Regions from separate parts of the Mus musculus genome. Here all the other regions are linked to region 2. Evidence: chromatin loops called from intact Hi-C (ENCODE). Cell type or tissue: heart. All regions are shown on one strand. Each heading gives the region's core, and the rest is flanking DNA. Links, peaks and the distances in the headings are about the cores only.

What was found. Hi-C counts contacts between places; a loop is a spot of excess contacts. Peaks named below come from ENCODE experiments on the same cell type or tissue, not always from the same donor. Only the 100,000 strongest peaks of a DNase experiment are listed, where the experiment ranks them.
Region 1: a loop joins it to region 2, with 10 times the contacts of the local background. A loop is called at or near these places in 10 of 42 quality-filtered maps.
Region 3: it touches region 2 in a loop (4-fold over the local background); 2 of 42 quality-filtered maps call a loop at or near these places.

The regions. Positions count from the first base shown.
Region 1 is chr14:47,275,843-47,278,342 of GRCm38, forward strand. It overlaps Wdhd1 (WD repeat and HMG-box DNA binding protein 1), which reads right to left and starts at 1,015. Exons shown (of 25, transcript NM_001360532.1): 1 at 679-1,015. The coding sequence starts at 755. Socs4 (suppressor of cytokine signaling 4) reads left to right here and starts at 1,078. Exons shown (of 2, transcript NM_080843.3): 1 at 1,078-1,379. In heart, for the core only: CTCF peaks have their summits at 1,094 and 1,294; a DNase peak (open chromatin) is centred at 1,099; H3K4me3 peaks cover 2,500 bases; H3K27ac peaks cover 2,073 bases.
Region 2 is chr14:47,392,749-47,400,527 of GRCm38, forward strand. It overlaps Dlgap5 (DLG associated protein 5), which reads right to left. Exons shown (of 19, transcript NM_144553.2): 12 at 6,772-6,932; 13 at 5,670-5,762; 14 at 3,007-3,226; 15 at 1,389-1,569. Among named protein-coding and RNA genes, the nearest start is that of Dlgap5, 22 kb to the right of the region's middle. In heart, for the core only: a CTCF peak has its summit at 3,704 (motif pointing left); a DNase peak (open chromatin) is centred at 3,563.
Region 3 is chr14:47,296,843-47,299,342 of GRCm38, forward strand. Gm35078 reads left to right here. Exons shown (of 2, transcript XM_006519856.4): 2 at 1,141-1,563. The coding sequence ends at 1,546. It overlaps Mapk1ip1l (mitogen-activated protein kinase 1 interacting protein 1-like), which reads left to right and starts at 1,432. Exons shown (of 4, transcript NM_178684.6): 1 at 1,432-1,563. In heart, for the core only: no CTCF peak of the experiment used is centred there; DNase peaks (open chromatin) are centred at 1,399 and 2,209; H3K4me3 peaks cover 1,714 bases; H3K27ac peaks cover 1,866 bases.

The sequences.
Region 1 (2,500 bases), core at 1-2,500, 120 kb before region 2:
TTCAAATGCTACCCTCAGCCTTTATTAGGGAAGCCTCAGCCGGCCTGGAGCACGCCTTTAATCCCAGCACTTGGGAGGCAGAGGCAGGCGAATTTCTGAGTTCGAGGCCAGCCTGGTCTACAGAGTGAGTTCCAGGACAGCCAGAGCTATACAGAGAAACTCTGTCTCGAAAAACCAAAAAAAAAAAAAAGAAAGAAAGAAAGAATTAGAGAAGCCTCTATTTCCAGTAAATGGTGGTGATTGTAGAGCCTCATGACCGCACAAGGTGCTGACAAGAAGCGACTTCTCAGTATTGAGCCCTAAACTAGACATTTACATTATGTCCTCTAGTACACAGGGGACACTGTGAAAGAGGAAGCTGCAAAATTCCATCTCCTGGGCACGACAGTCATTGCAATTTACAGCAACTGCTGATGCTTAACTGTCTCATAAAATAAACATGACACCGAATGAGGACGTGAGTGGCGGGAAGGCACTCCTCTGGGTAAAGGATTTTAATTTTCGTGAGGTCCTAGAAGTGCCACGACAGTTCAAAGCAAACAAGCCTCAGGGCAGAGGCGCTCCTTGTTTATTCCTTCCTCTGTCCCTCCGCATCGGTCATCTTCGACCGGCTGTCCATACCGAGAATGACGGCTAACATTCACGCTGGACCCGTCCTTTGTTTCCAAAGACGCTTACCTTCCAGAATCATCAAAGCAGACTTCGGTGTGCCCTTCCGTATGTCCGTACCTCATGGGCTTCTGTGTGGCCGGCATCTTTCCCTACCTGAGCCGTTTTGTAAGAACTGGTATTTTTTTCAGTAGGGCGATCGTCCTCTCCGCGCCGTGCAGTCCTGTTTCCCTCACCCGAGGAGCCACAGCACGATGCAGCGGAAGGTATGTCACACACGCCCGGGAGATGACAAGCTTTCCCCTCTGCAAGCACGGGCAGCGGGGGCGAGGAGCAAGCGGTGTGCACCAGCGTCTGCTCTGATGGAAGCACGGAGCCGCTTCCCGCGCTCTGGCGCGCTCGCCCTGTGCGCATGCGCGGCCCGCCGCCGCCCAGCCCAGGTCCGGCCCGAGGTCGCCGGGTGGTGGCGTCAGAAGCGCGCCGCCTCGAAGCCGAGAGCTGGTGGCTGGGGCCGCTCTGAAAGAAAAGGTGGGAGCCGAACCCGGAAGTGGCGGCGGTCCCTGGAGAGCAGGCGGAGGCAGCGGCAAGTCTGACTCTGGGCTGACCGTGGAGCCGGGGCGGGGGCTGACAGCCAGGCCTCCGCCTGGCGGGAGCCGCACGAGGAGCGGGAGTGGCCGGGCCTCTCTTCCGCGCTTGAGCGAGCGCCGGGTGATGGCGGTGGTGATGGCGGCAGGCGCTCGGACAGCTCCGCTTGAGCTGAGCTCGGAGAGGTGAGAGGGGGAAGGGTGGCGGCGAGGGCTGGGGTTTGACGCCTGCCCTTTCAGGATCTCCTCCCGAGCCACCGTAGTCGCCTCCTTGAACCGATCGAGCTCCTCGGGACCGGGTTAGGGACAGACCTTGGCAAGCCTTTATTCTTCACGCCCTTCGTGCCCTCAACTTTGTCATTTCTGTGGTAATAAAGGATGGACTGATTCTTGTTTCTTGCGACTCTAGCTAAATAATGCTAAAGAGAGTTAACTTGGGTTTTCTATTTAGTTCCGACCAAAGTTTACCAAACTGCTTTTAGATCTAAAAGGAGAGGTCTAATTTGTATTGTTACAGGTTTCTGTTCATCGTGGCAGTCGATAACACATCCTCTACTAAGTCAGGTCTTGGCCCGTTAAGTTTATGCTTTTCTTGTTTCTTCACGTTCTCCATATTAATAAATTGGTCTGTTGAAAATTATGATTTTCGGTGATAATTGGGGCTTTGACGGCGTTTTTGTGGTACCCACTGTACAGTTTCAGTCAGACTTATTTTTATTACCGGAAAACTCTACAGAGGTAGATCTAGATAACTTATTAAAAAAATTGCAAGCTTAGTTATTACTCAAACCGTGGTATTCTTGCTATGGTGGCATTTTGTAAGGCATTTCTAAGAACCTGGGTTCCAAAAAGACACTCAGATTTGTATATGAATAAAAAGGAAGAGTAGTTGGCTCAAGTAGAATCTGAGATTCTTTTTTAAAAAACAAAACAAAACCCTATTGTTAATTTCCCACAAGAATAAAGGCACCTGAGACAATGACTTTTGAGTAACTTACTTTTATTTTGAAATTATTGTTTTTAGACAGGCCAATTTATAATTCTTTTGCCCAGTACCTGGACAATAAAAATGAGTAGGTACAGTGTGAGGTTCAAGTTGAGCTGATGATACTCATCTATATATTGAATATATTGTAATGGGATTTCAGAGTAATGCTTTTCAGAGCTCACCATTCAGAAACTTGCAAGTGGGAACAAGAGTTATTGATGTAAATACTTTAGACAGTGCCTGTGATACCATTTGATTTTAGAACTATGAATGATGTCAGCACACCTGCCCGCTCTCTCTGCCCTAACAACCAAGTCAG
Region 2 (7,779 bases), core at 2,745-5,244:
GAGAGTTTGGTTCCCATATTGGTCAACTTACAATTGCTTGTAAGTCAGGCTCCAGGAAATCTGAAGTCCTCCTCTGCCCCTGCATGGACCCACACACGTGTAGCGCACACACATAAATAAAAGTGAATCTTAAACATCAACTTATTGTAAAGTTGGTTTTGTTTTTTTTTTTTCTTTTCCCAGTCAGGGTCTCTCTGTGTAGCCCAGGCTGTCCTGGAACTCACTTTGTAGACCAGGCTGGCCTCGAACTCAGAGATTCACCTGCTTTTGTCTTCCAGGTACTGGGATTAAAGTTATGCACCACCACTGCCTGGTTCAAAGTTGTTTTAAGATGCCTTCTGGTAAACGTTTGCAAATGAACATTAAAAAAGCTGTGTGTGTGTGTGTGTGTGTGTGAAGGCCACAGGCTTGCAAAACAAGTGACCCACTGAGCTATCTTGCTGGCCCCAGTAACAATATGACTCAACTGCTATTACAGGTCTTCTTAATATAGATAATAAACTATAAATTATATAAAGTCTAATAATAAATTATACAAAGTATGATAATAAATTGATATCTTACAAAACAGATTTTTATAATACCAAAAGCATTTTTGAGGCCCTAAAGGATGAAAATGCTTTTGGCATATATCAAAAGTTTAAAAAGACATTATAGTGCTGGGATTAAAGGCGTGCGCCACCATTGCCCGGCTAACATTTTTCAAACTTCAGGTTAATAACAAGTCCAACATCTTCTCCAGACATCAGATTACAATTTCCTACTTGTTTAAGGTTCCTCTTCCCCCTCAGATGAGCTGCACACTTATCTATGAGCCACCGGAAGGACAGCTTAGGTTATGCTGATGCAATTGTGTAGAGAATGGATCAGTTTGAGCAACTACAAGCTAAACTTCATTAAGATACCACTTAAGTTTCTCTCCCCGTCCCTGGCAGGGCTACTCTAAGGGTTGGCTAGCTAATGACCTAAAGCGATGTCTAGGTTGTCTGCACACACTGGGCACTTTCTCTCACCAGAGGATACCACACTGCTTCTCTCCCTTGTACTGCACGGTACACTTCTGCCAATTGCATCAGGACCACTTACCAACTTCAGTCCTGGTGCTTTAAGACAGGCAGTGTTGCTAAAGCTGGCTCCAAACTGCTGGCGAAATAATCCTTCCACCTCAGCCCCTGAGTGGCTATGATTACCAACACTAGAGTTGGTTCCAACCTGAAATCTGAAGTCTGTTTCCTTAGAAAAGAGGAAGCCTTGCCCACATGTTACAGGGTTACATGTGAAGTTTAATTAGAAACATACGGCTGATATATATACTTTACCAGCTTAACCATATGGAACGATAGCTCACGTCAATACCACTAAACTCACAGTACACATGAAAGAGATACCTGCTTTCAAGACCATCTGAAAACGTCCGATCAACATGCTCGCTCTTGCTGCTCTGAGGGTCCGGCTTCTTCAGTGGCATCTTCTGTCTCAGAAGGTCCCCTGCAGCCCTGCCCTCAGGCACAACTTTGCTGGCAGACAGAGGTGTTCCAAATCTTTGAGAACGACGTTCAGAAGACAGGACTGGAAATAAGAAGAACAAGCCCCATAGCAAGTCTTTCCGGCCAGTCTCTGTTCAGAGAGGAGGCACAGAGCCTGCTCTTGTCAACATCTGTTACTGTCCAGTACCAGGGGCTTTGTGGGACAAGAGGATCGTCACGTTAGCCCGTGCTTAGCTTTCATATGCCATGCCTATGATGCAAAAGGCTGCCGAGAGGCTCAGTTGTTAAGGACACTGGCTGTTCTCCCGGAGGAGCCAGGTTTGGTTCCCAGCACCTAGTGATATTTCACGACAGCTCTAACTCCAGGTCCCGGGGATCTGATATTCTCCTCTGACTTCCACAGGCATCAGGCACACACGTGGTGTGGACAAAGTGTAGGTAAAGGTACATAAAATCAAACTAAAACTTAGAAAGAAAGACGAAGAGGTGCACCTCTACAGGAAGAATGTTTTAGAAGGTATAATGTAAATTAGCAAGTGGGCTATCCCTAGCTAACGCAGGCAACAAGTGCTTGGGTCAAGAGCGTTGACTCAGAGGAGTGGCGGCGCACACCTTTATCTCAGCACTTAGGAAGAGGTAAGAGATCTCTGTGAGTTTGACGCCAGCCTGGTCTATATAGTGACCAGCAAGGGCCACACAGAGAAACCCCGAGTCAAAAGAGAGTCTTTCCTGGTAAGTTGAGACATCAGCTGTATCCTGCTGTAGATGGTTACCAAACACCGCTGAAACATAGGCTAGTCATGGGAACAGGGGAACAAGAAAGCATTACAGATAAACTGCTGAGATACTCGGCTTCCTCCAACATGGCACTTGAGCAGCTGCTGCCAGAACCACAGTCCTAGCAGGAGGTAAGAGAATGACCTCACGTGGGTAGCGTACAGGAGACTGTTGAATACAGGGATGCGCAGTGGGGGCTGGTGGCACAAGCCCGACACCACATCCTCTCCAGAGGCTCAGACAGCAAGCTACAGGCCTGTGTGAGTCCAAGGACAGCCTGGGAAACTTAGCCAAGCCTTGTCTAAAAAGAGAGGATTTCAGAAAAGGAGGCTATGTCTGGAGGGACAAGTGCTTGCTAACCATATGTCAAGCTGAGTTTGCCCCCAAGGATCTCAAACACAGCAGCACAGATGACTCCCTCAACCCCCGTGCAGAAGGGCATGGCTGAGGGAAGTGTGATGGCTCAGGTCTGCTTCCTCTGCATTGTACCCCTAGCCCAGCTTGTCTCGGAACCTCACAGACAGACTGGCACTGCATGGCAGAGACAGCTATGGCATCACTTGGAGAACAGGCACAAGCCCGCACTCGTCTCAATATTTGATGTGCACGCAGGCTTGCCAGCACAGAACCCACTTCTAGCCATCAGCGTGTGGGCTCTTTCATGGGAAAGTCACTCTCCACCATTCACTCCAGCCCCCAGTTGGCCCAAACACCGCTCTTCAGTCTCAGCAAAGCTACAAACCTGAGAATGACTTCACTGGGCTCTCGATTCTGAAAAACCCAGCATCAAACACTATTTTGTCAACTTCCTTTGTGTTCTCCGGAGCTGCTGCGTGGGCCTGCACTTCCTGCTGTGGCCTGCCTTTCATTGCATTCTTTATGGCTGCAAGGCGACTCCTAGCTGCCGCTCGTCCGTCGTCATCCTGCTTTGCTTTGCTTGTTCTACCGGGCACAATTTTTTTCTGCAAGGAGAAATAGTAATTAAAGGTATGTTCATTACCACCTTCTCCTGTTCCTGTGGTACTGAGGACTGACCCCAGAGCCCTCCCTGTGCATACCAGGAAATCGTTCTTCCACTGAAGTTAAGTCCGTAGCCCTTTTAACTTTTATTCTGAGACAGGGTCTCACTATGTTGTCCCCCATGGCTTGAATGCACACCTGTTTCAGCTCAGGACCAGCTGATATTAAGGGGACATCATCCCACCGACTGAGCACCACCTTGTGGCGTCTGATGGTGTGGATGAAAACGACCCCCATAGGCTCATGCGTGGGAATGGCTGGTCCCCAGTCAGAACTGTTAAGGCAGAATTAGAGGTGGCCCTGCTGAAGTAGGTATGCCCTTGTTGGAGGAGGTGGGGATGGGGGCTGGTGGATGAGGTTTCATAAAGTTCTCTCCAAACAACCAAACAATGTAGAAGGAGAGACATCTGGTGGTCACAGGCAGAATTACAATTCTTATATGATAGAGACACTGATAAATTACTTTGAGAGCTAAACACACAATTAAGAAATACCCACAGTATGTCAGGAGCAAGTCTGTAATCCCAGCATCCTGGAAGCTGAGGCAGGAGGATTCTGCTAAGCCTGTCCCTGCGCCCCCAGCATAGCTGTAGCCATTTTGTTCCATGCCCACCAGCTATTTCATATTGTTGCCTGCCAGTCATTGACACAGAAAATACCAGACCCAGACTGGGGGGCATGCTTCCCACAGAACCTGTCATGGTGCTGAATGTTATAAGGCTTGCTAATCTTAGATCCCACAGCTGTAAGCTTCACAAAGGACCCATCAAATCAAAGATCAATATCAACTGTTATGTTTAAAATGGCTTGAGTCAGGGCTGACCACCGGGCAGCCCTTCAGCACCTGCGCATGAACTCACTGTGGTTTCAGCCTCTATAAGCTGGCCCTGAGAAATGTCCAGTGCACAGCTTTGAGCTGTTGCCCTGGTTGATCGGTCTCAGGGTATGTGTTCAATAAACCATCCTTGTTTAACTGAGATCAATATTCGCCTGGTTTATGGGGTGACTCCTGGACCCCAACAGATTCTATGTTTGAATTCAGGCTGGGATATTTAGTAAGACCCATCCCAAAAAACAATTATCATTATACTAGCCATTTTTTATAAATAACATCCTTTACCATTAAAGAAGATGTAAAGTGTGTTCAACGATCTGACCATTCTTCTCAGATCTTTGTACTGTGATCTCATTGAGAGGAAATAATAAAGTTTATTTTACTGAGACAGAATCAGAGCAGCTTTGTTTGCATAACATAGTATAAAGTGTCAGAAGGAGACTGACCGTTTGATAAACGTCCATTTGAGGTGTACGATGGACTTCAGAACGCTCTTTAAGTTATGTGTACATGGGTGTTTATGTGTGAGACTGTGCATGAGTGCAGGTGTCCTGTCCCCAGAGTCCAGAAGAGAGTATCAAGGCCCTAGAGCTGGAGTCATAGCCTTTGCAGGCTGCCCTGTGTGAGCTGGAGTCGCAGCCTCTGCAGGCCGCCCTGTGTGTGCAACAGAGAGCAGCTCTTGAACCCAAGTGGATTCTTATTAGATTAAAAAGCATGATTTACAGGAAAAATAGAAAACCTCATAAGCACAGTGAAGAAATACATAACGTCTCTCACTCCACAGTCTGTCCCACAAGAAGCTTGCATGATCTGCCCACTAAGAGCATGGGCTCTGGAATGAGGAACCCTGGAATGAAAGCCTTGGGCAAATGATTTCATCTTTGGAGTTTTGGAATTTTCAATCATAAACTGTGACTATAGCACCCAACCAACTGGACTGCTATAAAGCTTAACATGTGACTATCTAGAGTTTAGCATAAACAAAACACAAATTATCTACTGCTATTGCAATCACAAGCAAATACATAAACATAGGAGGTGTGTTCTGGTTGTGTATAACAGAGTCTTGCTATATAGTCCTTGCTGTCCTGATACTTGCTATGTAGCCCACGCTGGTCTTGAACCCTGCCCAGCCTCCCTAGAGCTGGTATTACAAGGCTGCCACAAACATATGTCAACACGGGTCCAACTCTCAGAATAAACCAAACACATGCACATCCACCCACTGTCTAGGAGCATAAGTCACCGAGGTACCCCAAGTCTACTACTCATCTGTGACTTTCTTCTCTTTGGAAGGACACGTCTTACATTTTGTGTTGAGTATATCCTTGCTCCCTTGCCCCCACGGCAATCAGAATGTAATAAGCAATATATGAATTCAGTCTGTGAAGCGTCAGAGTTTCTGTAACAGAAGTGAAGAGCCAATGCCTCCAGCTTGCCCTCTGCCCCTCACCTGCTGCCCCTCACGGCACAAGCACCCACCCACGTAAATAACGACATTCTTAGAAACAAACCAGAGCAGAATCTGTGCTAGGGATGCACAAACCTACCCGGAGGACTTTTTTGCTTGGATTATTGCTGTCTTTCCATCCTGACGCCTCAAGTTTGATCAGGTTGTTGAATTTCTGGTTCACATCATCGACCTGGTGATAAAAGCCCGAGTTTGTGCAATTAGTGCTATGTCAAAATTGCTACTTTAGGACTCTAAAATGAATGACCATGTCAAATAAACAGAAAATGGTGATCCAGAACTGGTTAGTTATTAAACTTAAAGGCCTGTGTATGGGGATTTATGTGTAGAGTGGTGGTGGTGGTGTCGGGAGTTGGAGGAGGGAGAGGGAGAGGGAGAGAGAGAGGAGACTCACATGAACCCAGGAAAACCCACAACTTGCTATATTGTCCAAGAAAATACTTGGAACTCCCAATCTTGCAGCCTCCACCTCCCAGATGCTGTTTAAGTCACTGTAAATTGTGTGTTCAAGTGCCTGCCTGGCACAGGGAAAGCCCCAAGTCAGGTCCTCAGCAACTCACACACACACCAGAGAGCATGAGATTCCCTGGCATTTGCACGTAACCTATGTATATCCTTCTCTACAGTAGAAAGCACCTGAATATTGTTAATAATTCTGAATTCTGAATGCAACTTCTATAGACTTAGTTTCCCGGGGTGAGGGGACTAAAGGTGTATGCTGCCACACACAACTGACTGCTTGCTCTGTTTTCCTTCCTTCCAGACTGATTTTATCTTACGTGTATATGTTATATGTGTGTGACTGCGTGGCCCACTTGAGTATGGATGCTGTAAGACGGAGTCAGATTCTATGTTCCTCTGTGTGGCCCTGGCTGTCTGCAAGTGTAGACCAGGCTGGCCTCAAGCTGGGATTTGGCACCATGTGTGCCACCACGCCCTGCTTGACTCTGCCTTTCAGTCATCTCTAACTACAATGCCCAGCATAGGACAGGAATTCCTAACTTCACTGGCTCACTCCTCACACACACCATTATCACAGACTCTGACAGCATAGGGGAGAAGGCAGTGAAGCTGACATGGGGTGTCCTGAGAGCTCACCCCTTACACCATAAGTAGCTGAACTACTGTCATCCCATTTACCGATGTCAGAAGCAGATGTGGGCAGCACACCTGACACATACCTGAAAACTAACCATATCCCAGAATCCATCCAGATCTGTGCAGGTCGTCTCCTTTTCACCCCGTTTATACTCGCAGTTGTCCACCAGTCCTTCAAACTGTCTGAATCTCTCCTTGATAAGGAGTCTTGTTTGACCAACCGTTGTACGGATAAGACCTTTAGCTAAAGAAGTTAAGAAATGAAAACGGGCCTTTATAGCAAGCCAGACAACTGAGTCTTAACCTCTAATACCCTCGAGCTCGCAGAATCAAATTCTTACAGCAAAACAAAAATGACTACCCAAAAAAAACTTAATCATAAATACTGAGCACAAGAGGGTGACAAGATGGCTCAGCAAGTAAAAACACTGACTGCTCTTCCGGAGGTCCTGAGTTCAAATCCCAGCAACCACATGGTGACTCACAACCATCTGTAATGAGATCTGACTCCCTCTTCTGGGGTGTCTGAAGACAGCTACAGTGTACTTATTTATAATAATAAATAAATCTTTGGGCCAGAGCAAGCGGGATTGACCGGAGCGAGCAGAGGTCCTGAATTCAATTCCCAACAACCACATGAAGGCTCACAACCATCAGTACAGCTACAGCGTAGTTATATACATAGAACAAATAAATAAATCTTAAAAAAAATAAAATAAATGCTGTGCTTTTAAAAAAAACAAACAACTGAGCATGAGGACCTTGCTTCAAGATGCAGTAACAGTCAGCAGTGTCCGTGCTCAGCCATCCACGGCTCCACAATGAGCATGATTCCCTCCCCTTGTACTTTATGAGACTTCAACCTCACAGTCAAGTTATCCAAGGACCTTGTACTGGTAACTTTTTATAAATAGCCTCTCCAAATAAACGGGACTAAGGACCTTTGCCAAAATTTGTTTTCATACTGATTTACATAATTATAACTCAGAATATACACACTCACACACACACATATACACATACACACATACATACACACACAAATATATATTTTTCTTGTTTTGTTTTTCTATTTTTGAGTAAGGGTTCCT
Region 3 (2,500 bases), core at 1-2,500, 99 kb before region 2:
ATAGGTTTACTGTAGCGGGTGGGGTGAGAAGTGCTGGGGAGGCCACTTACTTGTCTAGGGTTTCTTTGGGACCTGACATACATCAGAAGTCTGGGAAGGAAAAAAAAAAATGAAAAAAATTTTTTTGTTTTGTTTGTTTTCGAGACAGGGTTTCTCTGTGTATCCCTGGCTGTCCTGGAACTCACTTTGTAGACCAAGCTGGCCTCAAACTCAGAAATCTGTCTGCCTCTGCCTCTCAAGTGCTGGGATTAAAGGTGTGCGCCACCACGACCGGCTGAAAATCTGTATGTAGATTTAGATTTTGCTTTCTGGTATGTCAGTTTTGAGTCTCCCAGAAACAGAGGCCAGTCTCAAAAACCCAACACCTCTCATCTTACAGCAGTGGCTTATCAACCTTCCTAATACTGTGACTCTTTAATACCATTCCTCATGTTGTGGTAACCCCCAACCAGAAAATTAGTTCATGGCTACTTCATAACTGTATTTTTGCTACTGTTATAAATAATGTAAATATCTGATATTCGACCCCTATGAAAGAGTCGACGCCCAAAGGGTTCATAAACCACAGGTTGAGGCCACTATTCTTAATTTAAAACTTAAAGGGAATCAGAGATAGCTTATTCTGGACCCATTTTTGAATGATGATGGCACCAAAACACAAATTTAGGTTACCTCAAATTCCATGTCCCAACATGGAACCAGTATCACGAGGTTTTTAGTTTTACAGAACAGAGAACGCTATAAATCAAGGCAAAGTTTAAAACACACTGGTGGATGGATACATTGGAGGGTACATCAAGATAGAGGAAGCTTTTCTATACATCTAAGACATTATCCGATGACATTCTTAGCTTTTGGATTGGCAGAGGCTAGTTGCCTGTTAATAGACCTAAAAGGTTTTTAATCTTATTGCCACAAGATATTAGTTTTGACACAGAGGTGGCTATTCTGGAGGGCTAGCACTAGCCCAAGATAAGGTAATTAGCCCCTGGACCTGCAACATTCCAATCTTTCCACAGTACTGAAATTCCAACTTATACAACTCAGTCTCTGCAGACATATGCTTTTAAAAGTTTTCATTCGCAAGACCTTTAGAAAGACTTCCCTTTTCCCTCATCTCTTTACCCTCGATTTTAACAGGACTACTGACAGCCAGCTTGGAGCCTGTCTACAAAAACCTCTAAACACAGAGAATCCAAACTCCGCTTTCAGTCCCTGGGTTGCGGTGAGCATCACCGGCCAGGGGGTTTCCTTTGGGTCTTTTGGACTCAGGAAGCAGGGAAACCTTCCCGCGCTCCACCCAGAGGGAAACAGCCCAGGCTCCCGGAGCCACGCGGCCCTGCCTGCAGTTTCGTGGGCGGCCGGCTGGAGGCGCAGTGCAAGCTGGGCGGGGCGGGCGGAAATAACGGGCGGCCAGGTCGGCCTCCCCGCTTCCTTTTCCGGTGCCAGGAGGAGCCGTGTCGCTGTCGTCTCGGTCCATCAGGCCTTCAGCGGGTCTCCATTGCCCGTCTCTCTGGACTCACCGCCGCCACTGTGCCGCGCCTAGGACTCGGATCCTGCCGGGTGAGTCCGCTTGGGCGCCTGCGGCGGGGCGCGAGGCTGGCGGGAGACGATGCGAAGACGCGGGGTCCCGGGGGGCCTGGCGGCTCTAGAGCTTTCGATGGGGAGGGTCCCCCGGGAACCAGGCGACCGAGGGATCTAATGTCGCGCCCGTCGGGTTCCGGGGCGCCCACGTCATGCCAGGCTTGGGCGGGGGCGGGCGGGGGGTGAGGGGTTAGGCGGGAGCGGGCGACCCTCCCCCACATCCGCCTGCGTGACCGGCTGGGGGCTGGTTCGCTCCGGTTGATCCCGGATTCCCTTTGTTCCCTTAACCCTAAAGGGCAGCTTGTTTGTCCCCCACACCCCCCCCCCGTCCCCTTGCCCCTCCACCGGTATCCCAGCCACTAATTTCTAATAAAAACGACAGTGGAGGAGACCCGAATCCTTACAGCAAGGTCTGGCGCCTGATAATTCTGTGTGACAAGCTTCTCGCTGATCGTAATTACCCATTCTTTAAATGACTACGGGGGACAGAAGGTGCCATGGGCTGAGTGAGTGACGTTCTCCTTTGAGCTAGCTAGAACGCTTGAACCATTTTTTTTCCTCCCTGCCATGAAAACTGAAAGTAATGTTTTCACGAATCCTAAAGTTGAAGTATCTAAACCAGACCCCACCGTAGATGTGTAACAGCCTACTACAGAAACACACACGTGTTGCCCCCTCCCCCATGTGCGAAAGGCCTGTTTGGAGGCCAAACCCTCAGAAGCTGGAGTCGCCCTCGGAAGTCTTTGTTAGTGGCGCTCCTTGGGTGGGGAGGAGGGCAGTTTTTAGTCGTGGAGTATTGGAGCCACTCTCTAGAACACTTCCCTTCAAAAACTTTTTCCTGCAGCTGCCGAGGTTGGAATGTTCTTTTTGATTACAGAAGGAATCGGTGTCATCTTCATTCTCCCTACAGAGGTTG